Linked DNA regions of Homo sapiens: region 2 is linked to region 1. Evidence: chromatin loops called from intact Hi-C (ENCODE). Cell type or tissue: PC-3. All regions are shown on one strand. Links, peaks and the distances in the headings refer to the core of each region. The heading gives the core; the rest is flanking DNA. Region 1 has its middle 55 kb from the start of PCED1B-AS1. Region 2 overlaps PCED1B (PC-esterase domain containing 1B).

What was found. Hi-C counts contacts between places; a loop is a spot of excess contacts. Peaks named below come from ENCODE experiments on the same cell type or tissue, not always from the same donor. Only the 100,000 strongest peaks of a DNase experiment are listed, where the experiment ranks them.
Region 2: it touches region 1 in a loop (11-fold over the local background); 1 of 110 quality-filtered maps calls a loop at or near these places.

The regions. Positions count from the first base shown.
Region 1 is chr12:47,266,087-47,277,640 of GRCh38, reverse strand. No RefSeq gene overlaps it. Among named protein-coding and RNA genes, the nearest start is that of PCED1B-AS1, 55 kb to the right of the region's middle. RefSeq lists enhancers at 5,646-6,845, 9,186-9,235. In PC-3, for the core only: no CTCF peak of the experiment used is centred there; DNase peaks (open chromatin) are centred at 6,220 and 8,600; H3K27ac peaks cover 5,000 bases.
Region 2 is chr12:47,147,272-47,158,825 of GRCh38, reverse strand. All of the region lies in intron 2 of PCED1B (PC-esterase domain containing 1B), which reads right to left. Among named protein-coding and RNA genes, the nearest start is that of MIR4698, 35 kb to the left of the region's middle. In PC-3, for the core only: no CTCF peak of the experiment used is centred there; no DNase peak of the experiment used is centred there.

The sequences.
Region 1 (11,554 bases), core at 3,904-8,903:
CAGAGGGTCAGTGGGTCATGTTAATGGTGAGTGGCCTTCCAGAAGACCCAGAAGATCCCACACTCGCACTCCCAGAATTGTCTTGGCATCTAAACAACTTTCTCATTCGTCGCCTTGAGACCTGGCTCTGACAACATTCCTACCCTTTCTGAAAGCTGGTGGTTCTGCTTTTCCTGGGTTTCCTGAGACTTTGTCATGAGCCTGAGATCACTGGCTCCTCTTTTCTAAAGGAATGGACATAGCACATTCTTCATTACTTGAGGTGACCTAAGTCTTATTCTTAAAACCAAGAGAACCTAATTCAAATGGTCAGTCCTCTTACTACAAAAGGCAGAATGGAAACAGCTGAGCAGAGTGGGAAAGCTGTGGCCTTCAAAGCAGACTGGTCTGAGTTTCAATCCAGAACCTGCCAAATGTGAGCTGTGAGACTTTTTGGGCAAGTTATCTAACTATAACACTTCTAAGAGTCGTCCTTTTTATCTTTAAATGGCTCCAGTTCAGAATGGCAGAGTGATCCAACAATGGTTTATATAAGCTGCTGGCCTGATGCCTGACACAGACTTAACACTCAATACAAGTTCATACCTTTCCTTCTTCTCTCTGGATACTTCCTGTCTTGCACAATAAAGCCCAAACTACCCCACCCCTCCAGTGGCAGTAGCTATGGTTAAAATTGTCTGCTTCCTGTCTCACTGGGTTCTGCTGTTTTGTGTTCACACACTTCAAGAGTGAAACTCAATCTGTTCAAAGCTGTAAACATGAACTTTGGGTCAGAGTTCGGTCCCCTTTCATTTAGTATCTACCAAAAGTTAATTAGAAGCACCATAATGCAATCAGTTTTTCAGGGCAGGGTGGTGGTGGGGATTACTTTCTTCATATCTACACTCATTCAGCCTGCCATCAACAAACATTTATTGAGTCACCATTGTGTGTAAAGGTACTATAAAGATAGAAGGATCACAGCATTACACACAACGAAATTGAGGTACACAGTGACCCACAGTAAGTTTATTTCCGGTTTCATTTATTTAAGATTTGCAAATGTGTGTTGTATATTTGAACAATGTAGTAAACATTGTGTGGTAGTGCTTAACTCTATTAACCAGATCTTAACTAGGATTAACTAGGATTTCATCTAAAAGTCTCTTGCAGGCCGGGTATGGTGGCTCACGCCTATAATTCCAGCACTTTGGGAGGCCGAGGCTGGTGGGGTCACTTGAGCCCAGGAGTTTGTGACCAGCCTGGGCAGCCTGACGAAACCCTGTGTCTACTAAAAATACAAAAATTAGCTGGGCATTGTCATGCACACCTATAGTCCCAGCTACTCAGGAGATGGAGGTGGAGGTTGCAGTAAGCCGAGACTGCATCACTGCACTTAAGCCTAAGTGACACAATTAGACTCTGTCTCCAAAAAAAAAAAAAAGTCTCCTGCGTATTGCCATAATGTCTTGCTCCTAGACAGGGCTCATTAAATATCGGTAGGTGAATGACTTAATACCTGTTTCAGATGCTTCAGGAATTAGCAAACATCTGTAACTCTTGCTGAGCTAAACCGGAGTATCATGTAGAAAAATATATAGTAGTAGTATAATTATAGTGGTATTAGATTATCCTAAAATCATAAATTTAAGAGGCATCCAAACACATGTTCTTCCTGAGAAACTAATTCTGCCTATTTTCCCTGCTTGGAGCTTTTTTACCTGCAAGTCTACAGACTATAATTTTTGAAAATAGATCCATATAAATCTTTCTGGAACTATTTATGTAAATGCTTTATTTTCCAGTAATCTCAGAGAATTGGCTTTCTGTACCCTGCTAATCTCCTTCTCTCAAAACAAACCAAACAAAAAGAAAACATGCTCCAGGAAACTGAGCATTCTCTATGATCTAATTAAGCAACACAGAAATATTGACATTCCACAAGTACTGACAATTATTTTTTAGCCTAAAAGACAAGAGTAAGTGTAATTATGTTGCCAGTTTAAGATCTACCTTGGAAAAATACAAACTACACCATCAAGAACTCTGTATCCTGCCTGTAATCCTAGCACTTTGGGAGGTTGAGGAGGGTGGATCACTTGAGCTCAAGTGTTCGAGACCAGCCTATCCAATATGGTGAAACCCTATCCCCACTAAAAATACAAAAATTAGCCAGGCATGGTAGTGGGCATCTATAATCCCAGCTACTCAGGGAGGCTGAGGCAGAAGAATTGCTTTAACCCAGGAAGCAGAGGTTACAGTGAACTGAGATCGTACTAGGCAACAGAGTGAGACTCCATCTCAAAAAAAAACGAAAAACAAAAAACAAAATTAAAAAAAATTATCAAAAATCAATGAGAAAACTTGATTAGTAATTAACTCTTTCTGCCACCAAAATGTCAGGGGTATAGTCTATGTCCCATTGCTCGCTACACAGAAAGCCAATCACTGATACAATGAGTATTGCCAGGGAAGAAAGGTTTTATTTAGGTGACGTGAGCCAGGGAGATGGGAAATAAGTCTCAAATCCGTCTCTCCAACTGACTAAAGTTGGGGATTTATATATCAGGGAAGGAATGTAACTATGAGCAGGAAAACAGAAATCAGGGAGGAGTAAGGAAGAGGTGATGGTCAATAGGAAGCACGCAGTCAGTTTGGGAATCATGATGGGTGAGGGATCTGGCATCTCATTGTCTGGATGCAGTGATCTGGTGAGTTTCAGTTCCTTGATACTATCTGAGAAGGCCTGATGATGATTTCCTGAGAAAGGAACTCAGATTGTAAGTTTCAAGCTTTAAGACCAGGAGGGTCAATTTCTATGTTTATTTTAAAAGACTGAAAACATCAGTTCTATGGGAAAATTAGACTGGTTTCATTTCTACTGCACACAAATGTTTCTCCCAGATACATATGTTAGGAAAGTCAGTATAAATCCCAACTTGTGTATGAAGTAATATACCTTCTGCAAGAAAGTCTCTCCTTTAAGTAATGGAAACTTAGACAATGTAGAAACCTAAGCCTAAAATAGCATTTATATTCTTTGGAAGCACTTGTCATCTGTGATGTGATATACAATATATTTCCGTACCTTTGCCTAGAAAGTTGGCCAGAACCCATTTAAATGTTGTTGGTTTAAAAAACGAAATGACAGGCTGGGTGTGGTGGCTCACGCCTATAATCCCGGAACTTTGGGAGGCCGAGGCAGGCAGTTCACCTGAGATTGGGACTTCGAGACCAGCCTGACCAACATGGAGAAACTCCATCTCTACTAAAAATACAAAATTAGCTGGGCGTGGTGATGCATGCCTATAATCCCAGCTACTAGGGAGGCTGAGGCAGGAGAATTGCTTGAACCCAGGAGGCAGAGGTTGCGGTGAGCCGAGATCACACCATTGCACTCCAGCCTGGACAGCAAGAGCGAAACTGCGTCTCAAAAAAAAAAAAAAAAAAAAAAAAAAAAAGATAGACTTATTTTTCACATTGAAACCCTTCAAGTTCTGCAGCAAGGAGAAATCCAAAATAGCTTGCCTAGGGGGCATCGAAATGCCAATACCCAATGGAAGAAAATATCTCATCAAGAAAAAGGTCAAGTTAAACCAGGAAAATGGGAGATGGAATCTAATTACCGTCTCCTAACTCAACATTTAATCATTAGGTAAGTACCATAAGAGAAGATAATGGATGAAAAGGAACATCATAAAGAGAAAGAATCAAAATTACCAAAAATTGTTTAAGAAAGAGAATGACTAGAATCATCCTTTAGGATCCACACCACGAATCAGGTGGCATCATAGTGCACATTATAATGAAATGCAGTTACTTCTCATGATTAAAGGACTTGGAGTGGGGACCCAGACATACTACTTTCTCCAACTTCATTTCATTTTAAGACACAATTTTCTTCCATCATCATTAAACATTTAAGAAATTATTGTGTGTTTTATAATAAGAGAGGTCAGAATGTCTACCTGCTGGCACACTGAGGCTTTTCCTTCTACTTCGGCTGCTATTGTTCTTTTCTTTTCTTTGAAAAAAGACCTGTTCTGTTTCCTTTGGCAATCATTCCTGTACTGTCCTAGGTTTGGCATGCTTCCTGTGACTCCGGCCTGTCTAAAGCGATTCCAGAGGGCAGATCAGTCTTACACTCTCTTCCCCACTTTTCTCAGCTCCTCGAGGACAGCCTGAGTATGTTATGGCTTTCGACAGACAGAGATGTCAATCAAACAGCTCAGCCACCTAGGCTCTCCTCTCATTATTAGGGATGTTTTCCCTCCAGAATCCTCACTCTTATCTTGCTGTGTCTCAGGCAACAGTGATGCCATCTTTTCCACCAAGAAGTCATACACTGAACCTTGAGTTTTTCCCTGAAGTCTCTTTTTTTCTCAGAATTGTTTTATGTTCTTTTGAGTAGCCTTGAATAACAGCAGCATGTGTACCTGTTGATTGTGCTGTCTTTATGGGGCTTCTCCTTGGAGCTCCTTTTGAGCTTAACAGAGAGTCTCTATATAGAAAGAATCACTGTGCACAGAAAGATACACTGGCTGGCACCATGAAGAGCTCTGTGAAAAAGCAGCCTTTATTTTTGTTCAGTGAGATTAATCTGATTAATTCTAACGCTATTATGTTTAAAAACAGCTCATCAAGAAGACAAGCAGAATGATGTACGTTTGATGGCATTTTGGAGTTGCAAAACATATTCACAACACTCCCAGGAAACTGAAGCTCAGAAAGCAGTCCTATCTCCAAATTGCTAGATTTTTCACTACATTGGACCATATAGAGGTCCTTTCCTCCTCAGAGAGTTCTCAGTGAGCACTCTTGTTTATTTCTCTCTGCCTAGGTGTGGTTATTAATTAATTAATTAGTTCAATGATTTGCTAATTTATTCATTCAATACCAGCTCCCAAAGCCCCCTGTTCATTCCCAAAAGGATTTAGGGTGGACGGTTATTATTCATGAAGAAAAACAAAAGGACAATCTTGTTACTCAGCATTTTCTTCACAGAATCCTCTGTCTCAGTGCTGGGTATCTGCTCCTTATCTCTGCCAGCCAAAGAGCAGAGCCTGTTCTTTGGCAATTGCCTTTGCCTTTCTCTTCTGGGCAGCTTTGAAGTATCTGGTTAGAACAGTGCCTGGATGCCTCTCCCACTTCTACTGCTTCACTCTGAAGATAAATGGTTTGTAAGTATCTCCTTTGAGCTGAAAGCCCCCATGTGCAAAACATCTTATAAAGAAAAAGAAATTTCAAGCAGCTTCCCACTGGCTTTCCCTAGAAACGATTAAGTGTCCGTGCATTTAAAATGAATCTACATGATGGCAGGATGTGACACTGGCTGGGTCCATCAGAGCTTGTTCACAGAAACGACTGATACGTAGAAATTTCTCCATACATTCCCCACGAAGCACGCACTTGTTTTTCATGTATACTAACCCTGGAATGACTGCTTTTACAGAAATATATGGCCTTCTTTACCCAGCCTCTTTCAATTGCCATTGTGAGTTCTAAATTCCTCCTGCCTGAGATCTAACTGTGCCATACAGCTTTTTTTCATTTCCCTCATCTGCTCAGGAAAATGCTCCTAGTGTTTCTAGGGAACTTTTCTGATTAGAAGGATTCAAACAAAGAAAATGGCTCAGTTGATAAACATGACCATCTTCCACTTCAAAATGGACATACTCTTTGCCATATGTCGGGAATTATGGAGAGATTCTTTATCATCCCATTATACTCAGCTGTTGTTTACTTTTTGTGAATCGAATGTTGACAATTATAGTCTGAGGTTTTTTTTAACAGCATATGCTGAACATGATAAAATATTTAGAACAACTTACTTTGGACTTATAATTATGCTACATCTTTCAGCCCTTTTATGACTAAATTAGAACATTTAGTAATGTTTGGTGACAACTCCCACACTTTGTAAGCACCACAGAAAAAATATAATTTATTTAATTGGTTTTCATTTGGAAGGGAAATAACCCCATTTCAAGCATCTCAGTGTTAGAAAAGACACTGTATATTCCCCACAAAAATACACAGATGCTCATACATTTGGGGAATTAACATATATCTTCCACAAGGAAACTTAGGAAGGTTATTTCATCATTAATTTACAGCCATTCCTTTTACCTACATATTTTTGCAGAATCACTATTAGTCACCTCCTCTTTCCATCACGTATTCTTTACAGAAGCCCTGAACTTCAGACAGAGACGAGGCTGTTAAATTCTTGTGGGTTTCCAGTGCCACCACAGACAGACTAAATGGCATAATTCATTCAGTAAGTATTTAAGGAGTGCCTACCCTATGCCAGGTCTGTGCTGGGCACTGGGATTCTGAGATGAACTAAATATGGTCCTTTCTTCAAAGTGTTCATAACTTAAAGGCAGAGACAAAGAAGAAAATGCACAATTAAAATTCTGTAGAGAAGAGGGGACTCAGAAGGGCATCTAACTTGGCCAGGATGAGAGAATAGGGGTGAAGCAGGGCAACTGAGAAATATTACCAAGAGTAAGTGACTCTTGAGTGGGTAAAGGGGAGAGAGGAGCTTCATGCAGCGATACCCCCCATTCAAAGGCATGAAGGCAGGAGAAGGCTCCCCTGAGTCAGTGGTAGCCATTAGTTCGGGGTTGGGGAAAAGAGGTGAAGAGATTCAGACTAAGAAGTTAGGTACAGAATAGATGGTGCTGGGCTTTGCACTTGAGCTTCACACTGAAGGCAGTAGGGAGCCCATGAAAGATTCTGCATTTTCTCTGGTTTGTGATCCAGGAGGGGTAGACAGGAGCTGGACAGAGGGCAGTCTATGCCAGATAAACCTGGACCAGGATCAAGGCAGAGCATTGCAGAGGAAAGGACAGATATGAGTAGCCATTTAAGGTGAATCAAATATGTTTTGTTTTGTTTGTTTGTTTGTTTGAGACGGAGTCTCGCTCTGTCGCCCAGGCTGGAGTGCAGTGCGTGATCTTGGCTCATTGCAAGCTCTGCCTCCCGGGTTCACGCCATTCTCCCTCCTCAGCCTCCCGAGTAGCTGGGATTACAGGCACCCGCCACCACGCTTGGCTAATTTTGTTTTTGTATTTTTAGTAGAAATGGGGTTTCACTGTGTTAGCCAGGATGTTCTCGATCTCCTGACCTCGTGATCTGCCCGCCTGGGCCTCCCAAAGTGCTGGGATTACAGGCGTGAGCCACCGCGCCTGGCCGATCAAATATGTTTTAAATGTAGATAATCTTACTTGCAGGGAAGCCCAGGCAGAAAAACTGGAGAAAAGAAAAACATGCCTCATTCCCTTCCTATGACATCCTGTTGTGTCTGAGCTTTATTACTACAAGGTGGGGACACAGACTTTTCTAATGATAGTGGGCTATTTAGCACTTAACTTTAATCAGACCTGGTGCTGAGGCACTTTACATGGAAGGGGATCAGAATATGCCACCCCAAAATATGCCACTTTAGTGTAAGGATTATTTTCAGCTGGAAGCAATTGAGAATCAACAGATGCAGAAAGAGTTCTTTCCTCTCCCCTTATCTGACTAAAAGCAGGGCACAAATTTGCCTTTGTGAAGGTGTTTCCTCTGTGCCAGTAAGGGAAGAACAACCCATCACCAGAGTCTAACCACTTCTTTGAGTTTCACTCCTTTTTTGTGAACTCCTGTGCATGTAAATATTAATAAAAATTTTGTGTCTGCTCTTTTGTTAGTCTGTCTTTTGTTAGGTTAATTTGCACGCCCCCAGCAAAAGAAGAGAGTAGAGGAAAAATTTTTCCTCCCCAACAACATACATCATCTCACTGAACCCTTATCCCTCTTAGTGCGGAAGGTACATACCCCATTTTTTAGATCCAAAAACAAAACTAAGGGATGTTAAGGGGCTGGTCCAAGGTCACGTAGCTAACAGGTGGCAGAGCTGGGATTTGTACCCATGCCTACACGACCACACAGCCTGAACATCCAGCAACTATCCTGCAATTCCAGTGTGTAGGAAACACAGTCTAACAGAGTTAGCAGACAGGGATTGGAGCAGCGTAAAATCCATATTCTAATTCTAGCCCCATTACTATCAACAAAATATTAATCATGTAAATATTTGTGTTGTTCTTTATAGTTCTGATAATAAAGTCATTGCTTCAGTGGTATGACCTTGAGTAAATCGTGTAACCCATCTGTGTCTTAATGTTTTCCCATGAATCAGCACATGGCTTTTAAATTCTTACTATGTTTTAAGTCCTATTCTAATTGGAAGACTGTAATCTTTTATTTTGTTTGAAATAAAATAGCAATGATTTTCACCCTCTTTGTGAGCCCACAAACAAAACAGTAGATATTTAAATTCTGTGGTTACAAGAAAATAAAACAGAAAGAAGTCCTTTCAGTTCTGCTAAATGCAAAATGAACATATATGCAGGCCAGGTGGGGAAGAGATGGGCTGCATTTTTGTCTTGGGCATTAACCAATGTAACTAAGTGGTCAATTGCTATAATTTGAAACAGGAAGGGAAGCAGAAGAACTCCTGTTGATGCTGTTATTTTAAGTAGGTGCATGGTCTATCCTTATCTGGGTAACTTGACTGTCTCAGGCTTGACTAAGCTGCAAGTTCCAAGTTGGTCATATTAACACTGTTTACCTAATCTCAAAGCTCTGAGTGGTCACCGAGGGAGTCCCTAGGAGAGTCATTGTTGATAGAGAGGGTGAGGAGGGAGTAAACTGTAGTTCCCCAGGCTTTTGGACAAGGCTTTTGTTGAGGGGATTCAGAGAATGGTGGGAGCAGAAGAGAGCCAGTGGAATGGAGACAGAGCTGAGGTGGGGAAGAAAGATGGAGCAAGACATAGCAGCTGCTGGCCAGGCACGGTAGCTCATGACTGTAATCCCAGCACTTTGCGAGGCCAAGGCAGGTGGATCACCTGAGATCAGCAGTCCGAGACCAGCCTGGCCAACATGGTGAAACCCCGTATCTACTAAAAATACAAAAAAACTAGCTGGGCGTGGCGGCGGGCGCCTGTAAACCCAGCTACTTGGGAGGCTGAGACAGGAAGAGGTTGCAGTGAGCCAAGATTGCGCCATTGCACTCCAGCTTGGGCGACAAGAGTGAAACTCCATCGCAAAAAAATAAAACAAACAAACAAAACGACATAGCAGCTGCTGCAGGAGAGAAATTTCAAAAAGTGGTGATGAGACATTTAGAAAGGTTTGGGTGTATGATATGTAAATTTCTCTTTCGTCTACAAACAAAATTGCAACAAAACTCTGCCTGGTTAAATGTTGTGCTGGTTATTTGACTGTTTGCCTCCAGATCCATCCTTTGTGTCTGCTCTGTATGTCTGACTGTTGCAAGCTATGATACCCAGGCTCTCTTGACCACCTGTTTTAGCCTCACTTAACCAGCGAGAGGTACTGTTGGAGATTGGAGGTTGGGAGGAAAGGGGAAGCCAAAGTATTTCTTGTCCTCTTTTTCTGCCATGGGAGGCATATCTGGCAGTAGCTGCCCTCCTCTGTGGCTCCAGCTCTTGCCTGAATATTTCTGTTATAATGCTAGTGTCTATCAAGGGACCCCCAGATCCTTCCTTTGTCTCTCCAGTCTTAAGGGTGGGTGGTGGCTTCCCACTTGCTAATCTTTGGGATGCCTCATCTACCCTAGTGACTATTTTAGCTCCTCTAACACCTTTATAATTAATTCTTCGTATTTAATATCTTCTATTTAATAACCTGATGGGACCCTGATCAATACAGAGGAGACGTACCTTTTTTCCTCTCCTGGTTTCTATAACGAGGGAGTTCTCCAAGCACATGTTTTGTTTCCCTTAGCCCTTTTATTCATCCCACCCCTAGGGCTCTGGAGTGAGTAATTGGATGGTAATTTTGGAAGAATCGCTGAGCATGTTGGGTCAGCTTTGCTGCTTCCTATTAGGAGTGGGCATTCCAAGAATGCACAGTATCTCTCTGTATTGCAAGTCTTGCCTGGGCAGGCCTGCTCTAGCCTAGCAAATGCCTGACTATGGGCAAGTCTGTCTGATTTTAGCCCACTTGACCACCAGACCTAAAACCTAGTCTTCTAGCCTGGCCTCTGCCGGTAACAAAGGTGATCCCCATTTGCTCTACCTTTGTTTTATTTCTTCAACTTGTTCAGGATGCAAGTGAGCAAGAAGAGTGCCATTTATTGTGGCTCCCTCCTTCAGAGACTTTAACATTATTCATCAATTCTTTCGGAACTGGATTTATGATTTTTTAAATATGCTATAGTAACAGAGAAGGCCTAAAGGTAGGGGTGTGTGGACTGAGCTGGTGAGACAATGCTTCCCTCCTTAGCAATTTCTGGGACTCGCCAGTTGATCCCACATGTGTCCATGGATCAGCCCTGCTTATTGCTTACTTCCCAACTGCACTCTGTCTCACCTAACAGGACTACAGTGGTGCCATTGAGCTAGAATATTATTCTCAATGGCCAGATGCTTTAACCAAAATTAATGTCTGCTCATGCAGTTGGAATCCTACCATATGATGTTGCTGTTGGAAGTAAAGGCCTGCTGTACTTCAGTGTCAGTAAGATTGACTTCCAGTTGTTTCCTTATGATTCCTGAAACCACTGTCATCCCTAGCTCCCAAGGCAAGACCTTCCTCCCTCGTGCAGAATTCTTCCATGGTCATCCCCATCATTCTTCCTGTAATCTGGCTGCTTTGGAACCACCTGGCATGATTTGAACACAAGCATACATGTCTAGTCCCCTCAGATGTATGTGGTTCAGATTTTTTCTCCCTAGGAGCGCCTCAGATTCTATATAACTCAGGGGCTCAACGTATATACCAGGGGAGGGTTGTCCCTACACTGCGCTCTCCAGAAGCATCAAGTCTCAGCTATAACCTCGTGTCTATATATATATATATATATAGTATATATATTTTGTTTTTTTGAGACAGAGTTTCACTCTTGTTGCCCAAGCTGGAGTGCGATGGCGCAATCTCAGCTCACTGCAACCTCCACCTCCCAGGTTCAAGCGATTCTCCTGCATCAGCCTCCCAAGTAGCTGGGATTACAGGCACGTGCCACCATGCCCAGCTAATTTTTTTGTATTTTTAGTAGAAATGGAGTTTCACCATGTTAGCCAGGTGGCCAAGATCACGCCATTGCACTCCAGCCTGAGCAACAAAAGTGAAACTCTGTCTCAAAAAAAAAAAAAGGCATATTTCTTCAGTTGTATTTGAATACCACGATGGGGTCAGGATTCTGGGACAAGAAGTAGCCAAACTGAGAAACAGATTAGGACCCTGCTGCCGAGGATGTACTTCAGCCCCAAGCATGATGGAATTGATGGAATTGAGGTCATTTATAACAATCCTACACAGAAGCACTGCAGGTTGACTTAGAGCCACTTGCATTTATAATGAAATTTCAGTGATAGGGAACCACTGAGAATGTGGTGGACTCTTTCTTCCTTCTTTATTGTATCCTTGTGGAGCACCAGTGCGTGGCACCCAATATGGGAGTAACCAGTGACGAAGGAATGAATGAAGTTTTAGAGAATTTCTAAGCAGATCATATAGCTCTCATAAAGAAGACAACCATGTTTGGTGCAGCAGTCTAAGA
Region 2 (11,554 bases), core at 3,912-8,911, 120 kb after region 1:
TTAATAACAATGTATTGCATATTTCAAAATAGCTAGAAGACTTGAAATGTTCCCAACACATAGAAGTGATAAATACTTGAGGTGATGGACACCCCAGTACCCTGACTTGATTATTACAGTCTATGCATGTAACAAAATATCACCTGTACCTCATAAATATGTACCAATATTGTCTATCAATAAAAATTGTGCATCAAAAGACAGTATCAACAGAGTAAAATACAACCCACAGAATGGAAGAAAATATTTGCAAATGATATATCTGATAAGGGATTGATATCTGAAATATAAATGGAACTCATAAAACTGAACAACAAAAAAGCAAACAACCCAATTCAAAAATGGGCAAAAGACTTTATAGGCATTTCTTCAAAAATATGCAAATGGCCAGTAAGGACATAAAAAGATGCTCAACCTCACTAATCATCAGGGAGATGCAAATCGAAAACTGGAAAGGGAGACCACCTCGCACCCATTAGGATGGCTACTGTAAAAAACAAAACAAAACAATTCCAGAAAATAACAAATGTTAAGCAAGGATATGGAGAAATTGGAACCCTTGTGCATTGTTGGTGGAAATGTAAAATGGTATGGTTGCTGTGGAAAACAGTCACAAACTGAAGAATTACCATGATCTAGCGATTCCACTTCTGGGAACACACACAAAAAAATTGAAAGCAGAGATTCAAAGAAATGTTTGTATAGCCATGTTCATAGCAGCATAATTCATAACAGGTAAAATGTGGAAGTAACCCTATTATTCATCAACAAATATATTCATCAACAAATAAATAGATAAGTGAAATGTGGTACATACATACAATTGAAAATTATTCAACCTTTAAAGGAAGGAAATCCTGACACATGCTACAACATGGATGAACTTGAGGATATTGTGTTAAGTAAAACAAGCCAGCTACCAAAAGACAAATACTGATTCCATTTATTTGAGATACTTATAAGTCAAAATCATAGAGACAGAAAGTGGTATACTGGTTGTCAGGAACTAGCAGAAGTGGGGAATGGAGAGTTATTCTGTAACAGGTACAGAGTTTCAGTTTTACAAGATTAAAATAGTTACAGAGATGGATCCTGGTGATAGTAGCACATTATGGGTGTATTTAACACACCTTTACACTGATCTATACATTAAAAAATGGTTAAGATGATACATTTTATGTTACATATATTTCCACAATGAAAAAAATTAGAAAAAAATTTAAATTGGAATATTTCAATATAATATTTTGAAGAGACAGGGCCTTGCTCTGTCGCCTAGGCTGAAGTACAGTGGCTTTATCATGGCTCACTGCAGCCACGTGACCTTCCTGCCTCAACCTCCCCAGTAGGTAGGATTGCAGGCACACACAACCATGCCTGGCCAATTTTTAAAGTTTCTTACAGAGACAGGGTCTCATTATGTTGACCAGACTACTCTTGACCTCTTAGTGTCAAGCCATCTTCCTGCCTTGGTCTCCCAAAGTACTGAGATTACAGGTGTGAGCCATCCCACCCAACCACAGATGGTTTCTGTCTTTATAATTCTGTATATTCCAAATTTTCACCAATGAATGTGAATTAATTTTGTAATTAATATAATTAACAAGATGGGATTTTTTATGTGTTCAGGGGTAAGCTCTACCTACAGGAAAAATTATATAGAGAAACCCATTCCTAACACAGTCTAACCATACTGTGTTAGACAATGAGGAAATGCTCTCTGTGTACCTGATGTTTGTTAGGTCCTGAATGTGCAAAAATAAAAGACATGGTCTCTGTCCTCATGGAGCTTAGACTCTAGAAGGAGACAAGTTTTACTATAATATTTATTGAGAACTCATTAGCATTAGGCATTTTACTTAGATCATCTCACTTAATCTTCACAGTAATTCTGTGAAGTAGATATTATTTTTGTCCTTTTACATAGGGGGAAGCTGAGGCTTAGAGAGGTCAAATGACTTGGCCAAGATCACAGCTAGTAAGTAACGAAGGAGAGCTTCAAACTCAGGCAGACCAGCTCCAGATGTTCTTTACCAAAATTGTCGCAGACAACTATGATCAAGGTAACATGTGCTAAGATAGAGGTAAATACAGAGTGTTATCGGAGCACTCAGAATGTGTGTCTAACCCATACTGAATGGAGGAAAGGATGCTTAAGGCTTCCTGGAGGAGGTGGTATGGTCACAGAACAGAACAGAAGTAGGAGTTGGGGCTAGAATAGGTTCTAAAGGGTGTTCCAAGCAGAAGCAGCCCTGTGTGCCCTGAGCCCAAGGGCATAGACTGTGGCACACTTAAGAATGCAAGTGGTTCAGTGTGGATGGAGCAAGGGTGCAAGGGAATGTGATGGCTTGAGAAGCAGGGAGCAAGACTGGAACCTTGTGAGAAAAGGACACATTTGCCTCATCCAATAGTATCGTGCAAAATGAAAATCTTTCTATCAGCTTTGCAGTGCTTGGTAAGAAAAAGGGTTGAGCAGGCTTGCAAAATCCTGTTCCTGTTTGACTGATTACTGCCATGGCAACCCAGCAGCAGCCAACATTGTCAAGGCCTCTTCTTTGGATACAATAATAAATAGTGATAAAACACTACCTCAAGGCTTTATATTTTTGCCATCAGTTAAAATTTTGTTCTTGGCTATGGTGAAGATGTTTTCAAATTACAGAAAAAAGGAAAAAGAAAAAGTATATTTTGAATAAAGTACTAGAAATTATGCATGTGCTTTAAGAACTTGAAGCCCTAACATTTCAGGAGTTCTGAAGGGGCTTTCTCCCTGCTATGAATAAGCACTTGGCAGAAGATAAACAATGATGCAGCACTTTGCAGTTTCACAAAGCATTAGCCCCATTATGTCTGTCATGATTTCTGGGGAGATGAATAGCCACCCCTTCTCCCCTCCTTTCACTTTTAACTCTAGCTGAAAGAGAGGAGCCAGTCTCACTATTATTGCTGGGTGACAACTGTGTGATGGGTGGGAACTTGTTTCTAAAACAATCCACAAATATTTAGATACAGTACCATTCTCAAAGACATTCCCAAATCAGGCAGCTTCTTCAAAAAGAGCAATTCCGTAGAGTAACCGAAGGCATCTCAGCTTTGAAGGGAGACCTAGCTGGGTTCCAATCTCAGCTCTCACTCCTGGCAGCTTCACCTTCATACTTTACCTAACCTCTAGGAGCTCAACTTCCTGCCTTGTAAAGTGGTACTTATACCTGTTTCCTTGCAATGTAGTTGAAAGGATTGGAAATAATGAATGTATATGTGGCAAGCAACATATTATTTGTTCAACAATTGGTCATAGCTATTGTTATGTATTCAGGGTCACAGACTCAGATGATAATTCAAATCATAAAACACCATGAAATGGCTTCGGCAAAAAGTTTGGAACCCTTGATTTACATATCATATTTCATCAATTCTACAACACAAGGTAACTTCACGTTTTCACATCTCTAAAACTGGGATGTCTCTCACAACATACAATGTGTCATATTTAATTGGCAGTGACTTTTCTTTCTTAGTTGATCATAAAATAATAGAGTGTCTTACAATGGAGAAAATCTTAGATTAGATGAAATAGGGTAGCTCCTTTCAGTATATGGAACATTTTACTTTGGTTATAAGCCAACAAATAAAAGAAGGAGCCAAATACAATTTCTATGCAATAAATCTCTGACAGAAAAGATAAGATTCATGGCAAGTACTCATCTCATCTTTCCGAACTATTGCAACCTGGCAACACATCTGTTCCTAAGAGAAGACATGTCAGAATCATCCATCCACTCAGTCTCCTATGTGATCCATACCATCTGGTGCCCTCGTTCTGCATCTCCTCACCCTTCTTCTCCCCACCCCATGGATTCCTGCTAAAACAAAACAAAACAAAAAATACTTAGTTTGAGATTTTCAAAGTTGTTTCTAAATGGAACCAGGCAAGAAAGTAATGAATATAATTTTACAGGCTTGCAGAAACAGGCTAATTACAGTCTTATTGTTGGGGGAGGCAGTAGGAAGATGCACACACACACACACACACACACACACACACATGCACACACACACCCCTCTGTCCTACACTACATATTTCTGCCTTGAGACTTCACATGATGATCCCCAGAACTAGAGCTCTAAGGGATTATGAGTAGTTGGGACTCCAGAGTTGCTGTTGTCACCTGCTTGGAAACAGGAGATCCACACACATACATTTACTCTTTTAGGTAGCAGAACCAGATTATAAGTAGGTTAGGAGGCACTTGACTGGGGAATCAATCTATGGAAGTGTTAAAATGTCATTGGCGAAAATTAGGACTATGATACCAACTAAGATTTTTAAAAGCAAAAACGCTTGAGGTTTTTGAAAGGGACTCTACGTGGTGGCTGAAACATAAAGTTGGTTCTGTTACCTGGAAAGGAGACACTGACCTCTAGAAGAAATGGTTAAAAACAAAACAAAACAAAACAAAACCCCAGCTCCCTCAGGTGCTAAGCATGATTCAAATGAGTGTTTTCGTAGTGCTCATAAGGAAGTCATAGAGTACACTTATGGGATGAGCTCCTGAAATTCTGTGCCTGAAATAAATACTTGTGGTAACTTAAAAGGACTACCAGAAACTGCCAAGGACCTACCATGTCACTCTCCTTACAAGCTAACAAATTAGCCTGCTACTGTTTCATGGATGCTGGTAGAAGATACGCGTTTCCTGGGTCAAATGGTTTGGAACAAAGGGCAGTCAGCGCCTTGCTTGCAAGTTGTGTAGAGACCCTGGAGAACTGTCTCCCATCAATGATGTAATACGTTAAATGCATGTGACATAGTGGAATATAGCATAGTAGGTCCCACCTCACTAAACAAATACATATTGAAACACATAGAGAAAGAATATCGGTGGAAAGGGGCAGAGATTGTAGACTATCTAGAAAGTCCACATGGTCCAGCTCTAGCCTGGAGCACAGCAGGTTTAGTCTTCCCATGGAAACAAACTTGAATGAAAAGGTCAGTTCATGGAGAAGGAAATAGGACAAGGGAAACAGAATTGTTCTTTTATTCTTTGTTCAGAGACATACATATTATTTATTTCATAATTCAGAGGAAAGAATAGAATAAAACTGATTATTTAAAAGTAGAGTAATTGGAAAAATCTTTCCCTAAAGGCAATGCAAAGGTTCAAAGTTTAGCTATGGAGAGCTAATAGGTTCAAAGTTTAGTTATGGAGAGCTAATTTTTTTCCTCTTTCTGTACAGATGACTTTTCCTTTCCTTTGATGATATTTAACAGTTCACAGTTCTTTGTCCTTATATTCAAAGGACTTGAATTGGGAGATAAAGTTGCCAGATTTAAGATGTATTGAACTTGAATTATTTTAAATATGTATATCAAATCAATTGGAACATTTTGTATGATTTTAAACTGTGTAATTCAGTACAACTTGAATTTCTAAATTTCTATATTCTCTTTTTTTTTTTTTTTTTTTTTGAGAAGGAGTCTTGCTCTGTCACCCAGGCTGGAGTTGGAGTGCAGTGGTGCAATCTCTGCTCACTGTAAGCTCCACCTCCTGGGTTCATGCCATTCTCCTGCCTCAGCCTCCCAAGTAGCTGGGACTACAGGCGCCCGCCACCACACCCAGCTAATTTTTTTGTATTTTCAGTAGAGACAGGGTTTCACCGTGTTAGCCAGGATGGTCTTGATCTCCTGACCTCGTGATCTGCCCACCTCAGCCTCCCAAAGTGCTGGGATTACAGGCGTGAGCCACTGTGCCCGGCCTGAATTTCTATATTCTAAGCATTTTCTCCTTTTCCTAGAATCATTACATTTCCTTATAGTATTCTATGTAATAATCGTTTTCTAAATAACTTTTACTAACTGTCAGCCTAATGTTATTTTATTTTATTTTTTTGATACGGAGTCTCACTCTGTTGCCCAGGCTGGAGTGGAGTGGCACAATCTAGGCTTACTGCAACCTCCACCTCCCAGGTTCAAGCGATTCTTCTGCCTCAGCCTCCCAAGTAGCTGGGACTATAGGTGTGCGCCACCACACCCGGCTAATGTTTTTTTGTATTTTTAGTAGAGACAGGGTTTTGCCATGTTGGCCAGGCTTGTCTTGAACTCCTGACCTCAGGTGATCCACCTGCCTCGGACTCCCAAAGTGCTGGGATTATAGGCCTGAGCCACCGTGCCCAGCCCTAATGTTATTTTAGAAGATAACATTGATGCAATACTATTACCTAATCTGTGGAACTTAATCAAATTTCTCCAATTATCCTTTTTATGCTCTAAAATTTAATTCAGGATCCCACATTGTGTGTAATTTTCATGTCTCCTAATTCTCCTCTATCTGGATCAATTCCTTTATCTTTACTCTCTATGACCTTGATATTATGAAGAGTCTTTCAATTTGGGTTTGTTTGATGTTTTCTCGTGATTCAACAGAGGTTACCCATTTTTGGCAAGAAGACTCCAGAAGCAATATTGTGCCCTTCTCAGTGTATATCTCAGGAGGTGTGTGATGTCAATAAACCTCATATTACAAATGGTAATATTGACTTTGGTTAATGTGGTCTTGGCCAGGTTTCTCCACCTGGAATTTATGATTTTTTCCCTGTTGTAACTAAAAAGTATCTTGTGGGGAGATAATCTGAGACTCTGCAAATATCCTATTTCTCATCACATTTTTGTTTACTAATTTTTAACATCCATCAACATTGCTAGCCTATAACAGTTATTACTATAGTGTTTACCAAAGAATGATTTTCTATTTCTATCATCTATCTGCATTTATAAATTGGAATTCTACTGTAAAGAAGAATTGAATAAATAATTTATTCAGTTATCTATGTATATCAGTTGTCTTTGTTTTGCAGTATATGATGTTGATTTTATGTGTCAACTTGACTGGGCCACAGGGTGCCCAGATATTCAATTAAGCCTTACTTCCGGTGTGTCTGTAAGACTGTTTCTGGGTGGGATTAACATTTGAGTGGCCAGACTGAGTGAAGTAGATAACCCTCTTCAGTGTGGGTGGATCTCATCTCATTTGGGTGAAGGCCTGAATAGAATAAAAGACTAAGTAGGAAAGAATTCTTTCTCTCTATGTGATGGTCCTCTAGCTGGGACCTTGGTCCTCTCTGGCCTTCAGATTCGAATTTAGACTGGAATTTACACCATCAGCTTTCCTGCTTCTCAGGCCTTCAAACTCAGACAGGAATTATACCATTGGCTCTCCTGAGACTCCAGCTTGTCAGTGGTAAATCTTGGAACTTCCTGGCCTCCATAACCACATGAGCTAACTCGTTATAATAGATCTCTTTATATATACAGTCACACATTGCTTGATGACAGGATAAGCTTTGAGAAATGTGTCATTAGGTGATTTTGTCTTAGTGTGAACATTGTAGACTGCACATACACAATCTAGACGTTATAGCCTACCACACACCTAGGCTATATGGTATAGCCTTTTGCTCCTAGGCTGCAAACCTGTACAGCATGTTACTATTCTGAATACTGTAGGCAAGTGTAATACAATGGTAAAGTACTTTCGTATCTAAATATATTTAAATGTAGAAAAGGTACAGTAAAATACAATTTAATCTTATGGGATCACTGTTGTATATACAGTCCATCATTGACTAAAATGTTGTTATGCAGCCTATGACTGTATATTTATAAATATATGTGTATGTGTGTGTGTGTGTATATATTATATATAGAGTATATATATATAAAATAATATCCTATTGGTTTTGCTTTTCTGGGGAACTCAGAATAAAATACAGTATACAGTCAAAATACTATTTTTCAAAGTTACTTATGTTAGTTCTTTTCCTCTGTGTTCCCTTTATGTCATGTTGTTCATTTGTAATTGTTCGCTTGTTACCATTTATATTAATTTAAAAAATTAAGTCCTATCCTATCTGGCCAAAATTCTCCAGGACTTTCTACCTCACTCAGAGTCAAATTAGAAGTCCTTTCCACATGGCCTAAGCCTACATGATCTGGCCCTCTTATGCCTCTCTAGCCCCATCTCCTTACCAGACTCTTGCGGACCCCAGTCAGTTCACACTGGCCTCCTTGCTGCTCCATAAGCTCCTCGCTGCTCAACACACCCCATGAGCTCCTACCTCAGTGCCTTTGTACTTGCTCTTCCCTCTGCTTGAAATGCTCTCCCCCATGTATCAACATGGGTGAGTCCCCCACTTCCTTCAGGCTTCTGTTCAAGAGGTATCTTACATAGTTATTTCTTTTTTTTTTTTTGAGATGGAGTCTCACTCTGTTGCCCAGACTGCAGTGCAGTGGCACGATCTTGGCTTGCTGCAACCTCTGCTTCCCGGGTTCAAGCAGTTCTCCTGCCTCAGCCTCCCTAGTAGCTGGGACTACAGGCACGCACCACTGTGCCCAGCTAATTTTTGTATTTTTTTTTAGTAGAGACAGGGTTTCACCATGTTGGCCAGGTTGGTCTCGAACTCCTGACCTCATGATCCTCCTGCCTTGACCTCCCAAAGTGCTGGGATTACAGGCTTGAGCCACCGCGCCCGGCCTATTTCTTTGGCTGCCTTAGTTACAGGAATATGAGCTCCACCAGGGCTTTGTTTTATTTACTGTCATACTCCCTGATCTAGAGCAGTACCTGGAACTGTTCTAGTAGCAGAAACTAAATACATATGTATATATTTGTTACTGAACACTTTTCCCCTCCAACTTTGTTAAAATATGATTGACAAATAAAAATAGTACACATTTAAGATGTACAATATGATGATTTGATACATAGGTATATTGTGAAATTATTATTACAATCAAGCTAATTAATACCAAACATTTGTTGACTTAATCTAATTCATATTTCATTAAGAAATATCTTATAAATGCTTGAGGGGATGGGTTAAAAAAAGAAATATCTTAAGATGTTTTAGCTGTTGATAATAAGTGTCAATTGATAAACTGCCAGCATAAGGACTGGCAATCTGTATTTCTGCCCTGAATCCATATTACTGTAACTGTGTGAGTACAGAATGTGATTTAGTCTATTCATTAGAATGTTTGCCTTCAATATACTCCTCTGCATCTCTTCTAACAGCTGCCTGTCCTTATATAAATGAAACATGTTTTCTCCTAAATTCTCCACAATGAATAAGTATTATTTTTGTGATCAGAGAAAAAGAAAAAGCTATTAAAACAAAGAGCTCACACGTTAAAGCATAAATCTTTGCCATAAAATGATTGTGATACTCCTCCTAACTCTTCACTCTTCAGGTTGACGGGCTCCAGAGTCAACTTTTAAAGGATCTGTCTGAAAAAGTTACCCTGAAACATAAGTGCACCTATAGGTAGGCCATTTACTAATGTGTAAGCCAGTCTGAAAAAGACAGTTATCTCAAATCACTTAACAGGGAGAGGCAGAATAAGGAACTAATAACAGGTAGCAGAAAGTGTGAGGCAACTATTGCGCTGCTTCTCAGGGAATTTGACGAAGGGAGAGAGAATGGAGCCATAATTGGGGTGAGGATGTCAATGTTTCTTCCTGTAGTTTAAACACAATGAAGCGGGGATAACTCTGGAGGGAAAGCACTTAAGGTGAGTGAAGTGTATTGTCAGCTCTGGGTTAGAGTATTTGGAAGCTAGATACAAAATACCAAATTTATGAAAGTAATTGAGTGATGTCTAAACTGAGAAATAATAGCTATAAAGCTGTTTCCATTCGTTGAGAGCACAGATTTATTTCTGTAAATTGAAAAGACTGGAAATAGCCAAAGGGATTGTTAGGCTAATGGTATCCTCCACTGAGTTTTCTGGGGAAGATTCTCAGCAGTGCCATTTCCCTTAGAATGTTACCAAGCCTAAAGGAATGAGGACAGTGGAAAATGAAATGGGGATGGGGAAGGAGAAAAAAACGGGACAGAAGGTGCTAATTTTGTAAAATCCCATGAAATACAGAAAAGATTTTTAAGAGTGACAAATGTTGAAAACAGCTGTGATCCCTCTGGTAACAGAGATACTCAAACAATTTAAGAGACTCTAGTCAGCTGCACCAAAATCTGGAGGATAGAGTAGTCACATCTGAATTAATGATGAATAAATTTGTAAAACTAAGGGTGCATTTCCTTCCTAGAGTAGAAGGCTTTCCTTTGTGGTGAACAACTGGACAAAGTATTGAAAAATAAAGTCTGTATGAACATCAAACATGGCTCTCTGGGCCTTTGTTTTTTTCTCCTAGGAGTCATTTAACTCCAGAAAAGTGAAGCAACACAAATAAACCCTGGATCCCCCATTAAGACTGGGAGTTTCAGGGGCTGTGGTGAATTGCTGCTTATGTTGTGCTACTCTGCCTGTAAATTTGCTATAGCAGATACCTTTGGTTTCCTGCCCTATAGCTAGCCCCTACTCACTCTCTTCTAACAGAATTCTAAATTTTTTTCTAGTATCCACACTTTTCCAAGAAACCATGGGCATTAGGAATAGCTGGTCCCATTCTCATTTCTGAGTGTCATAATTTGATTGTACTAACTGCTGTGGATTTAATGTCCCCTCTAAAATCATAATAAAATTTAATTATCATTGGGATGGTATTAAGAAATGGGACCATTAAAAGGTTATTAGGCCATGAAGGCTCCCTCATGAATAGGTTAATGTCATTATTGTGGAAGTGGTTCATTATTGTGAAAATGGGTTGTTATAAAAGTGAGTTTGGTCCCGTCTGTTTGTTGCTCTTGCCCTCATTTGCTCTTCTGCCTTCCACCATGCGATGGCATAGCATGAAGGCTTTCACAACATGCCAGCACCTTAACATCAAACTCTCCAGCCTCCAGAACTATGAGAAATAAATTTCCTTTATTTATAAATTACTGGGCCTGTGGTATTCTGTTATAGCAACACAAAAGGAATGAAGAAAATTGGTATCCAGAAGTGGGGCTGTTATTATAACAAATAATGGATAACATGGACGTGGTTTTGGAACTGGATAATGAGTACAGGCTGTAAGAATTTGGAAGGGCAGGCCAGAAAAAGCCTAGTTTGGCATGAATAAAGCATTAAGGGCAATTCTGGTGAGGGCTTAGAAGACTCCAGAACTAGGGAGAGCCTAGATGTTCTCAGGGATTACTTAAGTGATCAGATTATCAATAGAAATATGGATGGGTAAATAAATATCAGTGGAAATACTGACAGTAAATAGTAAATAGATATCAATAGAAATAGAACATGGATGGTAGACAGATAGAATATGGATGGTAAATAGAATATGGATAGACAAATAGAAATAAAATATGGATGGTAAATAGATATCAATAGAAATATGGAGAGTAAATAGATATCAGTAGAAATAGAATATGGATGGTAAACAGACATCAGTGGAAATATGGATGGTAAAAGCCATTCTGAGGAGATCTCAGATGGAATTGAGGAACAAGGAATTGGAAACTGAAGTAAAGCCCATGCTTGTTATACAACTGCAAAGAATAGGGCCGAATTGTGTTTATGGCTGAGGGCTTTATGGAAGGTGACATTTAAGAGCAATGAGGCCAGGCACAGTGGCTCACACCTATAATCCCAGTACTTTGGGAG